Regions from separate parts of the Homo sapiens genome. Here regions 2 and 3 are each linked to region 1. Evidence: chromatin contacts called from ENCODE Hi-C or POLR2A ChIA-PET data. All regions are on one chromosome and are shown on one strand. The core of a region is the stretch at or near the end of the contact, and the rest is flanking DNA. Distances in the headings are between cores, read along the strand shown. Region 1 overlaps TANGO6 (transport and golgi organization 6 homolog). Region 2 overlaps TANGO6 (transport and golgi organization 6 homolog). Region 3 holds the start of HAS3 (hyaluronan synthase 3).

The links. A loop is a pair of places that touch in the nucleus more often than their neighbours do. ChIA-PET counts read pairs that join two places held with the same protein, here RNA polymerase II (POLR2A). Pooled maps may share reads with other maps.
Region 2: a loop to region 1 is called in a map of astrocyte of the cerebellum, with 2.7 times the contacts of the local background. The contact joins two enhancer-like sites. A Hi-C loop is called at or near these places in 1 of 168 maps with a recorded cell type or tissue (astrocyte of the cerebellum) and 1 of 50 pooled maps. POLR2A ChIA-PET finds 5 or more read pairs at or near these places in 3 of 52 experiments (A549, MCF 10A and activated naive CD4-positive, alpha-beta T cell).
Region 3: a loop to region 1 is called in a map of right lobe of liver, with 2.1 times the contacts of the local background. The contact joins the promoter of HAS3 here to the enhancer-like site in region 1. A Hi-C loop is called at or near these places in 4 of 168 maps with a recorded cell type or tissue (HepG2, endothelial cell of hepatic sinusoid, heart left ventricle and 1 more) and 1 of 50 pooled maps. POLR2A ChIA-PET finds 5 or more read pairs at or near these places in 11 of 52 experiments (A549, AG04449, AG04450 and 8 more).

Annotation. Positions count from the first base shown.
Region 1 is chr16:69,039,012-69,042,796 of GRCh38, forward strand. TANGO6 (transport and golgi organization 6 homolog) reads left to right here. Exons shown (of 18, transcript NM_024562.2): 17 at 1,297-1,410. Among named protein-coding and RNA genes, the nearest start is that of HAS3, 65 kb to the right of the region's middle. Within about 2 kb of position 1,705, at least 6 of the 41 ENCODE cell types and tissues checked have a DNase peak (open chromatin) inside an H3K27ac peak, as active enhancers do; they include HCT116 and right lobe of liver, where a contact is called at or near this core.
Region 2 is chr16:68,922,049-68,925,833 of GRCh38, forward strand. All of the region lies in intron 12 of TANGO6 (transport and golgi organization 6 homolog), which reads left to right. Among named protein-coding and RNA genes, the nearest start is that of TANGO6, 80 kb to the left of the region's middle. Within about 2 kb of position 1,868, at least 7 of the 41 ENCODE cell types and tissues checked have a DNase peak (open chromatin) inside an H3K27ac peak, as active enhancers do.
Region 3 is chr16:69,103,874-69,107,658 of GRCh38, forward strand. HAS3 (hyaluronan synthase 3) reads left to right here and starts at 1,780. Exons shown (of 4, transcript NM_001199280.2): 1 at 1,780-1,914. RefSeq lists an enhancer at 1,445-1,993 and a silencer at 2,127-2,406.

The sequences.
Region 1 (3,785 bases), core at 455-2,954:
CTTCTCTACTAAAAATACAAAAAATTAGCCAGGTGTGGTGGCGGATGCCTGTAGTCCCAGCTACTCGGGAGGTTGAGGCAGGAGAATGGCGTGAACCCGGGAAGCGGAGCTTGCTGTGAGCCAAGATCGCGCCACTGCACTCCAGCCTGGGCGACAGAGTGAGACTCCATCTCAAAAAAAAAAATTAGGCATGGTTGTGTGCACCTGTAGTCCCAGCTACTCAGGAGAATCACTTGAACCTAGGAGGCAGAGGTTGCAGTGAGCTGACATTGCACCACTGCACTCCAGCCTGGGCAACAGAGCGAGACTCCGTCTCAAAAAAAAAAAAAAAAAGTGAGCACAGGCTGGACACGGTGGCTCATACCTGTAATCCTAGCACCTTGGGAGGCCAAGGCAGGAGGATTGCATAAGCCCAGGGGTTCAAGACCAGCTGGGCAACATGGTAAAACCCTCATCTCTACAAAAAATAATCAAATTAGCCAGGCATGGTGGCGCACACCTGTAGTCCTAGCTACTTGGGAGGCTGAGGTGGGAGGGTCACTTGTGCCCAGGAGGTCAAGGCTGCAGTGAGCCCTGATTGCACCACTGCACTCCAGCCTGGGTGACAGAGTGAGACCCTGTCTCAAACAAAACAAAACAAAACAGAAAAAATACGTAAAGTAATTGAGCACAGAAAGTCCTATTCCATATTCAGGAAGTCTCTGAAAGTGACCCCTGCTGACTCACATCCGGTGTACACTACATTTGTAGGACTGGAATATCTGGACATGCTGAAGAAGATCAGTTAGAATATTTCTGTAACTCTTTATTCCCTAGGCTGAAACTTTCATCAATGGTACATTCACATTCATGCCAGGCTGTGAACTCTGAAGTCTCCTTAGCTAAATCCCCATGATCCTCAGTCTCTAGAAGCAGCTATGGTTGGGACCATCTTTTTTCCTTTGATTTGATGTTCTTAAAGGGGGACAATTAACAGTTCTCACTTTTGTGGAAATATTAGCATTTGACCTTACCTTTTACAAAATGCATATAATATACAGTACACATATTCCTTCCCACTCTCTAATCTCGTTCTTGAATTCCAAACTGGATTTTGCCCTCTACCAGAAAAGTCAGACTGCATCAAGATCTCTCCCACTAGATCTCACCCTCTTTGTTGAGGATTAAGCAACTATCCAGCCCTCTCTAAGCCAGATTGCTCTTGATGAATGTGTAGTAAGTGGAACACAGTTGAAAGGTTATAGGTAATTGTGCAACTCTGATTCTTATCAACTTCATCTTCCTTCATCCTCCTAGGTAACAGCTTGCCTGATTGCTGTGGCCAAAACAGATGGTGAAGTTCAAGTACGCAGAGCTGCCATACATGTGGTTGTGCTGCTGCTTCGGGGACTCAGCCAGAAAGCTACTGAGGTCAGTCCGTCTCTCGCCCTTTGCAATTTCTCCACCTCTTTTATTTGTCTATTTCTCAATCTTCCTTTTACCAGGGAAGGCCTCAAACCTCTTTCCTCGATGGATTCATCCAAATGAATCCATCAACAGGGATTTTGTAGCAGGAAAATGACCTTGTTTGTATCTTCGGTGTATGTCTCTATTACCTCAGTAACATATTGGCCAAACTATATACTAAGAAAAACCAGAGCACAAGGTTGTAGATTGAGGCCCTGAATCCTGGCATTGTCCTCATTGTTCCAAGGTGAGCTAGCTAGAACACATTCACCCTGCCTCTGCACCCTGAACTTCAGTGACTTGCCTTTCTGACTCATTTGATTGTTCATGCTGAATTACTAAAGGGCCTCATTGAAGATGTTTCCTTTCTAGCTGAGTTCAATCTATGACATGTTAGGTGCTGCATAAATTAAATTTTCTTCCTCCTTCAAGTGGGTTTGGCTGGATTTCTCCCCAGCGTATGGCCAATACAGGAAGAAAGTATATATTTACATATATATATATATAAAAAACCATATGTGTGCTGAGAATGAGCGACCTCTAAATTAATTTTCGTCTTGATTTTAATGGAAACACATTCCCAGTTGACTTCCTATGGAAAATTTGCATTAATAATTCACCACCCAGTATCCACAATGCTCATCTGTGGCTAACACATCAGTATTTAACCAAGTGTCAGTGAAGCCATTATAAAAGTGACTGTTTTAGGCCAGGCTCGGTGGCTCATGCCTGTAATCCCAGCACTTTAGGAGGCCGAGGCAGGCGGATCACCTGAGGTCAGGAGTTCGAGACCAGCCTGACCAACATGGAGAAACCCCATCTCTACTAAAAATACAAAATTAGCCAGGTGTGGTGGCGCATGCCTGTAATCCCATCTACTCGGGAGGCTGAGACAGGAGAATTGCTTGAACCCGGGAGGCGGAGGTTGCAGTGAGCCGAGATCTTGCCATTACACTCCAGCCTGGGCAACAAGAGTGAAATTCTGTCTCAAAAAAAAAAAAAAAGTGATTGTTTTATCACACACACACATACATGGGCTTTATTCATCCTAGAATGTTACCATATGGAGTTTCTGATGCCATTTTTGTACAGGCAGGGACTCAGTAGTTATCCCATTCCTTTCCTACACAGCCACCTTTTCTCTTTACGTAGTGACTTGCTGTTGTTGCACCTCACTAGCGAGGCCATTGGATTTCCCAGTGCTTTGGGAATAGTGCTTTACCCTCGGCTGCATTTCTCCCCCTTCTCCTCCACCTTGTATAGGTTGAGGTTTGGATTGAATGAACTTATCTGCTATGAGCATGTTCAACTACAAATTAGAAAAACTTCAACTACAATGTCCTAAACAAGTAAGGATTTTTCTCACATCACAAGAAATATGTAAGTAGGTGGTGTCTGTTTAGCAGCTCAGTATCAACAGGACCAACATTTCTATAATCTTTGTGGCCTTTGCCTCATGGCTACAAGATAGCTGCTGCAGCTCTGGCCATTGTGAATGATTTAAATGAGAAAGAAAGAAGATAAGAGAAGGACAGCCCTAGGTGCTTTTTGTTTCTTATTTTGGGGAACTAGGACAGTTTCCCAGAACCCCCCAGGAGAATTCCTATTTCATTGGCCAGAACTGTGTCAAACAATTGTTTCTAGCTGCAAAGGAGCCTGACAATGTATTTAGTTGGCACATTGCTACTCTGAATGAAATTGAATTTTAGTCAGCAAGGAAGATGGCAGGAAATGGATATTAGGGTGGCAACTAATAGTGACACAAAGGAATATGGGGAAGATCTGGCTGACTCATAAAAACTTCTGTAGCCGGGCGGGGTGGCTCACACCTGTAATCCCAGCACTTTGGGAGGCTGAGGCGGGTGGATCACCTGAGGTCGGGAATTCGAGATCAGCCTGGCCAACATGGTGAAACCCCGTCTCTACTAAAAATACAAAAATTAGCCAGGCGTGGTGGCAGGCACCTGTAATCCAGGCTACTTGGGAGACTGAAGCAGGAGAATCACTTGAACCTGGGAGGCAGAAGTTGTAGTGAGCCAGGATTGCACCACTGCACTCCAGCCTAGGTGACAGAGTGAGTCTCCTTCTCAAAAAACAAACAAAAAACTTCTGTAGGGACAGACTTGCTCATTAACTTGGAGCACTCACCTGGAAGGATGGAGGCTCCAGGGTTTTACTTAGGACCTTGATGGGGATGGGGGACATATAGATCATAGCTCAGTAATTTGTATAATTAAATAAATTGCTATAGGGACAATAATACACATTGCTCTTATTGAGAATCCACTGTATGAGAGGGAGTTAAGAAGAATCAGTGTTTTTCATCCATTGTTAAGATC
Region 2 (3,785 bases), core at 618-3,117, 120 kb before region 1:
ATACTGTTTTTTCCTATTTCTTACTAGGATTCGTTGTTTTGGCTTATTAAAAAAGAATCTAACATCATCTGAACCTTTTTTGTTTCTAATTTATGTAATCAAAGTGATTATTAGAACATTGTGTCTGGGAAGAGGAGTTAATTTGGAAAAAGCATGTATTTAAGACTGCTGACAACAACAACAAAAACAAAATTAAAAAAAAAAAAAGGCCGGGCGCGGTGGCTTATGCCTGTAATCCTAGGACTTCGGGAGGCCAAGTCGGGTGGATCACGAGGTCAGGAGTTCAAGACCAGCCTGGCAAACATGGTGAAACCCCATCTCTACTAAAAATACAAAAATCAGCCGGGCTTGGTGGCGCGTGCCTATAATCCCAGCTACTTGGGAGGCTGAGGCAGGAGAATCGCTTGAACCCAGGAGGGGGAGGTTGCGGTGAGCGGAGACCATGCCACTGCACTCCAGCCTGGCAACAGAGCAAGACTCCATCTCAAAACAAACAAACAAAAATTTATAATTAAAAAAAAAAAGACTGCTGACAAGATAACTGTAGTTCCAGGCTCATTTTCTAAATTTCAGAGTTAGTCACCACTAAAAGTATTATACATTGGTTACTCCTCCCTGTCCCCTCAAGAAGCAGTTTCTGCATGATGTTGTATTGTCCATTGGTCTCTAAAGCACGAGGCTGAGCAGACCATTCCAGACCTTCTTTAGGAAAAACCAAAACCATGTTGTTCCAGGGAGGCAGCAGAGCTTCTGGTTAAAAGCTGGGCTCCAAATCTTGAAATCTAGATTCTACTGGGGTGGGGGCCCATTATTGGGAGAGAAAAGGTGCATCTCTTCTCTAAAGGGGAAGGGGGCTTTAGCTTGGTCTTACTCTACACTGCTTAGGTCATGTTTTTTTTTTTTTTTTTTTTTTTTTTTGAGATGGAGTTTCGCTCGTTGCCCAGGCTGGGGTGCAATGGCACGATCTCGGCTCACCGCAACCTCCGCCCGCTGGGTTCAAGCGATTCTCCTGCCTCAGCCTCCCAAGTAGCTGGGATTACGGTCATGCACCACCACGCCCGGCTCATTTTGTATTTTTTTTTTTTTTGTAGTAGAGATGGGGTTTCTCCATGTCGGTCAGGCTAGTCCCGAACTCCTGACCTCAGGTGATCTGCCCGCTTCCGCCTCCCAAAGCGCCGGGATTACAGGCATGAGCCACCGCGCCTGGCCTGCTTAGGTCATGTTTTTGATCAAAGACCATTGCTCAGACTCTTTGGCAGAAAGGTTACCAGGAGCATGGACTGTGTTTTAGGTGCTGCTGACTTACATATTAGAATCATTGCAAACGATTAGAGGCTGGGGTAGAAGTAGTGGTAAGCAAGCTAGAGGTCTATTGCAGAATGGAGGAAGGGGAGAGAGGGACGAGCCGCTGAAATCTGTTGCATGCTGGTGAGGCGAATTGGTTGAGTCAGTTCCTGTGCTACAATGCTGTCCTTTCTCTTCTTCACCGAGCCCAATTTGGGTGCTCTATAGAACTGCTTGGGAAAATTCCCATTATTTCAAGCTGTTATATAGAACTCCAAAGAGCAGACAATCCTTCTTAATTGCTGTTGCTTTCAAGCAGCCTCATTTAGAGATGTCTTACTTTCTGCCATATTTAATAAACCTGCCACAGTAGGTACTTAATTAACAGTTTTTGAATGGATGGATAAATGGAAGGAAGAAAGAATAAAAGGAAGAAAGGAAAGGTGATGTCTAATGAAGGAGGCATGATTTGTTTTGTTTTGTTTTGTTTTGTTTTGTTTTGTTTTGTTTTTTCAAAAGGGCATGAGCTCAAAAAGTTGAAAAACACTGCCCTCACCCATAGTGAGCAACCTCCAGATCTGGGCACACCCATGGGAGTGTTGTGAATGTTAGTCATGTGTTATCAGGGGCAAAGGAGAGCCATGCTTCTTGTTTTCACAGGCTTTCACTTGATTATCCTCTAGGTAATCCAGTCTTTTATCAGAATTTCCCTAGAGTGGAGAGGCATCCTTCAACTGCTTGTATGCAGGTGATCAAACTGGCTAAAAAAGCCCTTACTTGCAAACCACAGTGCCTCCAATTTTACAACTTAAAAAGAAAATGACTTTCCAGTTAACTAAGCTGACTAGTTCTCTCTAATTCTTTTGCTTTTGAGATTAAACCATCTATTTCTGGAATTGTCTTCATTGTGCTCATTTATACACATCGTTAAAGATTTTCAGAGCTTTGGCCAGGTGCCAGTGGCTCACGCCTATAATCCCAGTGCTTTGGGAGGCCGAGGCAGGAGGATCACCTGAGGTCAGGAGTTCCAGACCAGATCAGCTACTCGGGAGGCTGAGGCAGGAGAATTGCTTGAACCCAAGAGGCAGAAGTTGCAGTGAGCTGAGATCACACCATTGCACTCCAGCCTGGGCAACAAGAGTGAAACTCCCTCTCAAAAAAAAAAGGCTCCTCAGCTGGGCACGGTGGCTCATGCCTGTAATCCCAGCACTTTGGGAGGCTGAGGTGGGAAGATCACCTGAGGTCAGGAGTTCGAGACCAGCCTGGCCAAAATGGCAAAACCCCATCTCTACTAAAAATATAAAAAAATTAGCCGGGTATGGTGGCGGGCACCTGTCATCCCAGCTACTTGAAAGGCTGAGGCAGGAGGATCGCTTGAACGTGGGAGGCGGAGGATGCAGTGAGCTGAGATCATGCCATTGCACTCCAGCCTGGGTGACAAGAGCAAAATTCCGTCTCAAAAAAAAGAAAACAGAAACAAACTCCTCACATAGCTGCTGCCACCCAGTGCATTTCCCTGGACAACCCCAGGGGCTAGATGTTCAATGAGTAAATACCCCCATACAGGTTGTGGGCACCTGGTTGTCCAGCCCGAGGCCAGGGATCCCAGGTCACACCCTTGATCAGGGAGGGATCAAGGTGCTTCTGCCATGCCCAGGATTGAGAACTCTGTGGATGCAAAGAGGGGTGGGTGGGAAGCCTGGTGTGGTGGCTCACGCCTGTAATCCCAGCATTTTGGGAGGCTGAGGTGGGCGGATCACATGAGGTCAGGAGTTTGAGGCCAGCCCCGGCAACATGGCAAAACCCTGACTCTACTAAAAATACAAAAATTAGCCAGGCATGGTGGCCGCACCTGGAGTCCCAGCTACTCAAGAGGCTGAGGTGGGGGAATCGCTTGAACCTGGGAGGTGGAGGTTGCAGTGAGCCAAGATTGTGCCATTGCACTCCAGCCTGAGCAATAGAGCAAGACTCTGTCTCAAAAAAAAGAAAAAATTGCAATTCCCTAATGACTTATGACATTGAGTATGTCTTCCTATGCTTATTTGCCATCTGTATATCTTCTTTGGTAGGGTATTCTTCTTTGGTAGACCTATCTGTTAAGGTCTTTTGCCCATTTTTAAGTCAGGTTGTTCATTTTCTTATTGAGTTTAAAGAGTTCTTTGTATATTTTGGATATTAGTCCTTTTTCAGATATGTCTTTTACAAATATTTTCTCTCATTCTGTAGTTTGTCTTCTCATTCTCTTGACAGTTTCTTTTGCAGAGCAGACATTCTTAATTTTAATAAGGTCCAGGTTTTTAACTATTTCTTTCATAGATCATGCCTTTGCTGTTGTATTTAAAAGGTCATTGCTTTTAAGAGGTCATCTCAATTTTCTACTATGTTAACTTGTAGGAGTTTTATAGTTTTGTATTTGACAGTTAGGTTTATGATCCATTTCAAGTTAATTTTTGTGCAAGGTGCAAGGTCTGTGTCTAGATTCATTTTTTCACATGTGCATG
Region 3 (3,785 bases), core at 530-3,029, 65 kb after region 1:
AATCCCATCTGTGGGATGAAGACACTGGGGCTTACTGGCAGACTCTAGAGCCCTCCCCTCCACCAACCTAAGGCTTCTTCTCCATCTTTGTGTAAGTAGGAATGGCTCTGGTAGGGCCCCTCAGGCCATCTGAAGTTCAAAACACATTGGCAGCTGGGCTGGATAGCATGCCTATAGGACTAGCTCCTAGGGAGGCTGAGGCGGAAGGGCTGCTGGAGTCCAGGAATTTGTTTTTGAGACAGCGTCTTGTTCTGTTACCCAGGCTGGAGTGTAGTGGTTCGATCATAGCTCACTGTTGCCTTGACCTCCTGGGCTCAAGCAATTCTCCTGCCTCAGCCTCCCTAGTAGCTGGGACTACAGGCACACTCCACCATGCCTGGCTAATGTTTTTTTTTTTTTTCTTTTCTTTTCTTTTTCTTTTTTTTTTTATTTTTATTTTTTGAGATGGAGTCTCACTCTGTCGCCCAGGCTGGAGTACAGTGGCATAATCTTGGCCCACTGCAACCTCTGTCTCCTGGGTTTAAGCGATTCTTCTGCCTCAACCTTCCCAGTGGCTGGGACTACAGGCACGTGCCACCATGCCTGGCTAATTTTTGTATTTTTTAGTAGAGATAGGGTTTCACCATATTAGCCAGGCTGGTCTCTAACTTCTGACCTCGTGATCCGCCCACCTCGGCCTCCCAGAGTGTTGGGATTACAGGCGTGAGCCTGCACCCGGCCCTGGCTAATTTTTTAATTTTAATTTTTGTAGAGACGGGGGAAGTCTCGCTTTGTTGCCCAGGCTGGTCTTGAACTCCTGGCCTCAAGCGATCCTCCATCTTCAGCCTCCCAAAGTGCTGGGACTACAGGTGTGAGCCACTGTGCCTGGCCAATAATGTAAGATGGGATTGTGTGGAGTAGGTGTGCCTGGGGTCTTTGCTTGCCTGCGGGGACTGAGGTGTGAGGTCTGTGGCCCAGACTGAGCAATGGTGGGCAGGCAAGTCCCTGAGCCCCTAAAACTTGCGAGAGGAGAAGTTTATAGACTGCAGCTCAGGTGCCTATAAATTTGTTGCAGCTTGGGAAGAAGTGATAGAAATTATATCAGGTGTATTTGGAAAACAGGTAAACTCTGTTTTTTGGTTTTTTTTTTTTTTTTTTTTTTTTTTTTTTTTGGAGACGGAGTCTCGCTCTGCTGCCCAAGCTGGAGTGCAGTGGTGCGATTTCAGCTCACTGCAACCTCCACCTGCGGGGTTCAAGCGATTCTCCTGCCTCAGCCTCCCGAGTAGCTGGGATTACGGGCATGGTGCCCGTAACGCCGAAAGTGCTGAGATTACAGGCTTGAGCCACGGCGCCCGGCCACTCATTTTTTAAAAACTAGTTATTAATTATAATTTCTCTTCAAGTTTTCCTGAGATGTAAAAACTCATCGCCTTCAGCTGGTTCTAAACTTCTTGTCTCTGCTAACAACTCTCCCCCCTCCTCGATCTCACCCCACCCCAGTGCACCCCAACTCACTTCATCTCACTTTACTCGAGTCTAGCACTATCTTTTAGGGACCTGAAAACTACTGTCGATAAGGTCAGTTGGGAATTTAGGAGGTCATGGATGTCGGAAATAAAGGTGTGAAAAAGAAGAGGAGGAATTGTTTTGGCTTTAAGACACCGGAACCTCCAAGGTTCCTACAAAACCGTTTGCAGCTTTTGCAAACCGCCTTAAAGTCATCAGCGCCCCACTGCGGAATTCAAAGCTAAGCTGTCACAATTGTTAACACCTTCTTTGACCAGCCTTTTTACATTTGACAATTCTCTTCAGCGCCTCTTTCCTGCCAGCAGGAAGGTTTTGCTGCCTTGGCTTTCGGGAGCCCCCTAGACAGCGAACTGCCCCTTCGCGTGCAGAAGTCGGGGAAGAGTGCTCTCAGCTCGCCTTCCTTGCAGGGTGAGTAGGTTTTGCGGGTTAGAGAGCGGGGCGTGGGGGCGGGGAGGGAGAGTAACAATTTTGGAAGTCCCTGCGTGGTATCTGGAAAGTTAACGACGCTTCAGGTTCTAGGTTGAGCCCAATGACCGTCTTGCCTTGGCAGCTGGTCCCAGGGCGATTGCAGAGCCGCGTGGCCTTCGGCCCCACTCGGGGGACCCAGCTTCGGAGAGGGCGCAGGGGCTGCGAGTCTTGCGAGCCGGAGCCGCGTCCACCCGGGACTAGGCGTCCCCGCCGAGCGCTGGCTTGTGGCGCTCCCTGGGACCGCGCGGGGTCGGGGGTGCGCCCGCGGGGGCCCTCCCACTCTGGTCAACTTTCCCGGCCCCAGGGCCGGGGGAGGCGCCTCTCCTGGCGGGCACGCGCCGGGTACTTAAGGGCGGCTCGGCTGGGCAGGCGGCAGTCGGAGCGCGCGGCGGCGCGGAGCGGAGCGGGAGGAGGGGCATGGAGCCGCCGCGGGCCTGCTGAGCTCCGGAGCGCGGCAGCCGGCGGCACGGTGAGCGCGGGCCGGCCGGCACCCAGGAGGGGAGGGCCGCGCGGGGCTGCGCCGAGGCCGGGGCGCGCCGGGTGGCAGGGGTGCCTCTCGCCGAGCCCCCCGCACCCGGCCAGCTCCCAGCCCTGCGGGCGCCGCGTCCGGCGCGGGGAGGCGGGTTGGGGGCGGCGGCAGCCCCGGGCTTCCCGGCGGCCGTTCCTGCAGCCCCCTCCCCACTGACCCCTCCTCCCTTTCTTCCTGCATCCTCTCCTCTTCCAGCCTCGCCTCCCTCCTCCCCGGCGGCTCCTGTTTTGTGAATGAATTAGGAGGCGGACGCCGGTGCGGGGCTCCAGGCTGGCTGGGGTACCCCTCCCCCGCACCTTCTACGACCTCCCGGGGGTTTGCACCTGTCCGGGCACCAAGGTACCAGGCGCCCACGTTCCTGCGGGTTAGCCGGGCCGCGGCAGCACGTGTCCGGGGGAGTGGGCTCCCCTCCCCTGGCCGGCCTGGAGGGGCCCGGAGGGCGGCCGGGCACAAGAGGAGGAGCCCCGTTGGGCGCACAAGTTTCCATGCCGCTGCGTGTGGCCCTGCCGCGGGGCGCACCTGTCAGCGGGAGAGACGCTGCACACCAGCAGCCCCTCAAAGTTTCGGAGGCTTGATGGAGAAGCGTGCGTCCTTGACTGGGGGTTCTCCTTCCGTAGTCCTGGGAGCCGGACTTGAGAGCGCCCCCAACCTTGTGCCCTTGAAAGCCGAGTGCGCGTTAGTTTGCCTGGGCTGGGCTCCCGTGGATGAGCGAAGGGCATGAGGAGGCGGCGGTCCAGGCTGTAGGATCACCCCACAGCCTCTGCCGGCTTGGGGTGACACAGCCCCCCGCCCCAGGTCTGGGCAGGAGAACCTCGACCACAGCCTGCACCAGCGCCTGATTGCACGTGGGGTATCTGGCTGAGGGACATTTTGGGGGCCTCTATTTGGGGGTGGGGGTAGTAACCTGGGTAATGCCTCTAATTCCTGCGGGGGAGGGGTCCCGCCCAGGGAAGGAGAGGGCCGGCTACACCGGGGATGCGCCTTTGTCTACAGGCACACTTTGCCAAGGTAGCTGGGGTACCAGGAAGAGCAGGGCCTGGTCCGACTGGGATCCCTTGGGTTTTCCGTTCCTTCCCGGTTGGGTCGTGGGAAAGCGGCACGTGGGTGTGGCCGGCGCCGCCTTTGCCAAGAGGCGAGGCTCGAGCGGGGATGAGAAGCGTGGCGAGTGCGTTCGCGGCTGCTTTGACCTGGTGGGCGCCGCCTCCGGCACTGCACCGAGGCGGGGCGCCAGCGCCCAGGTTGCTGGGCTGGCCTTGGCGCCCCCTTCCCCTACCCAGAGCGC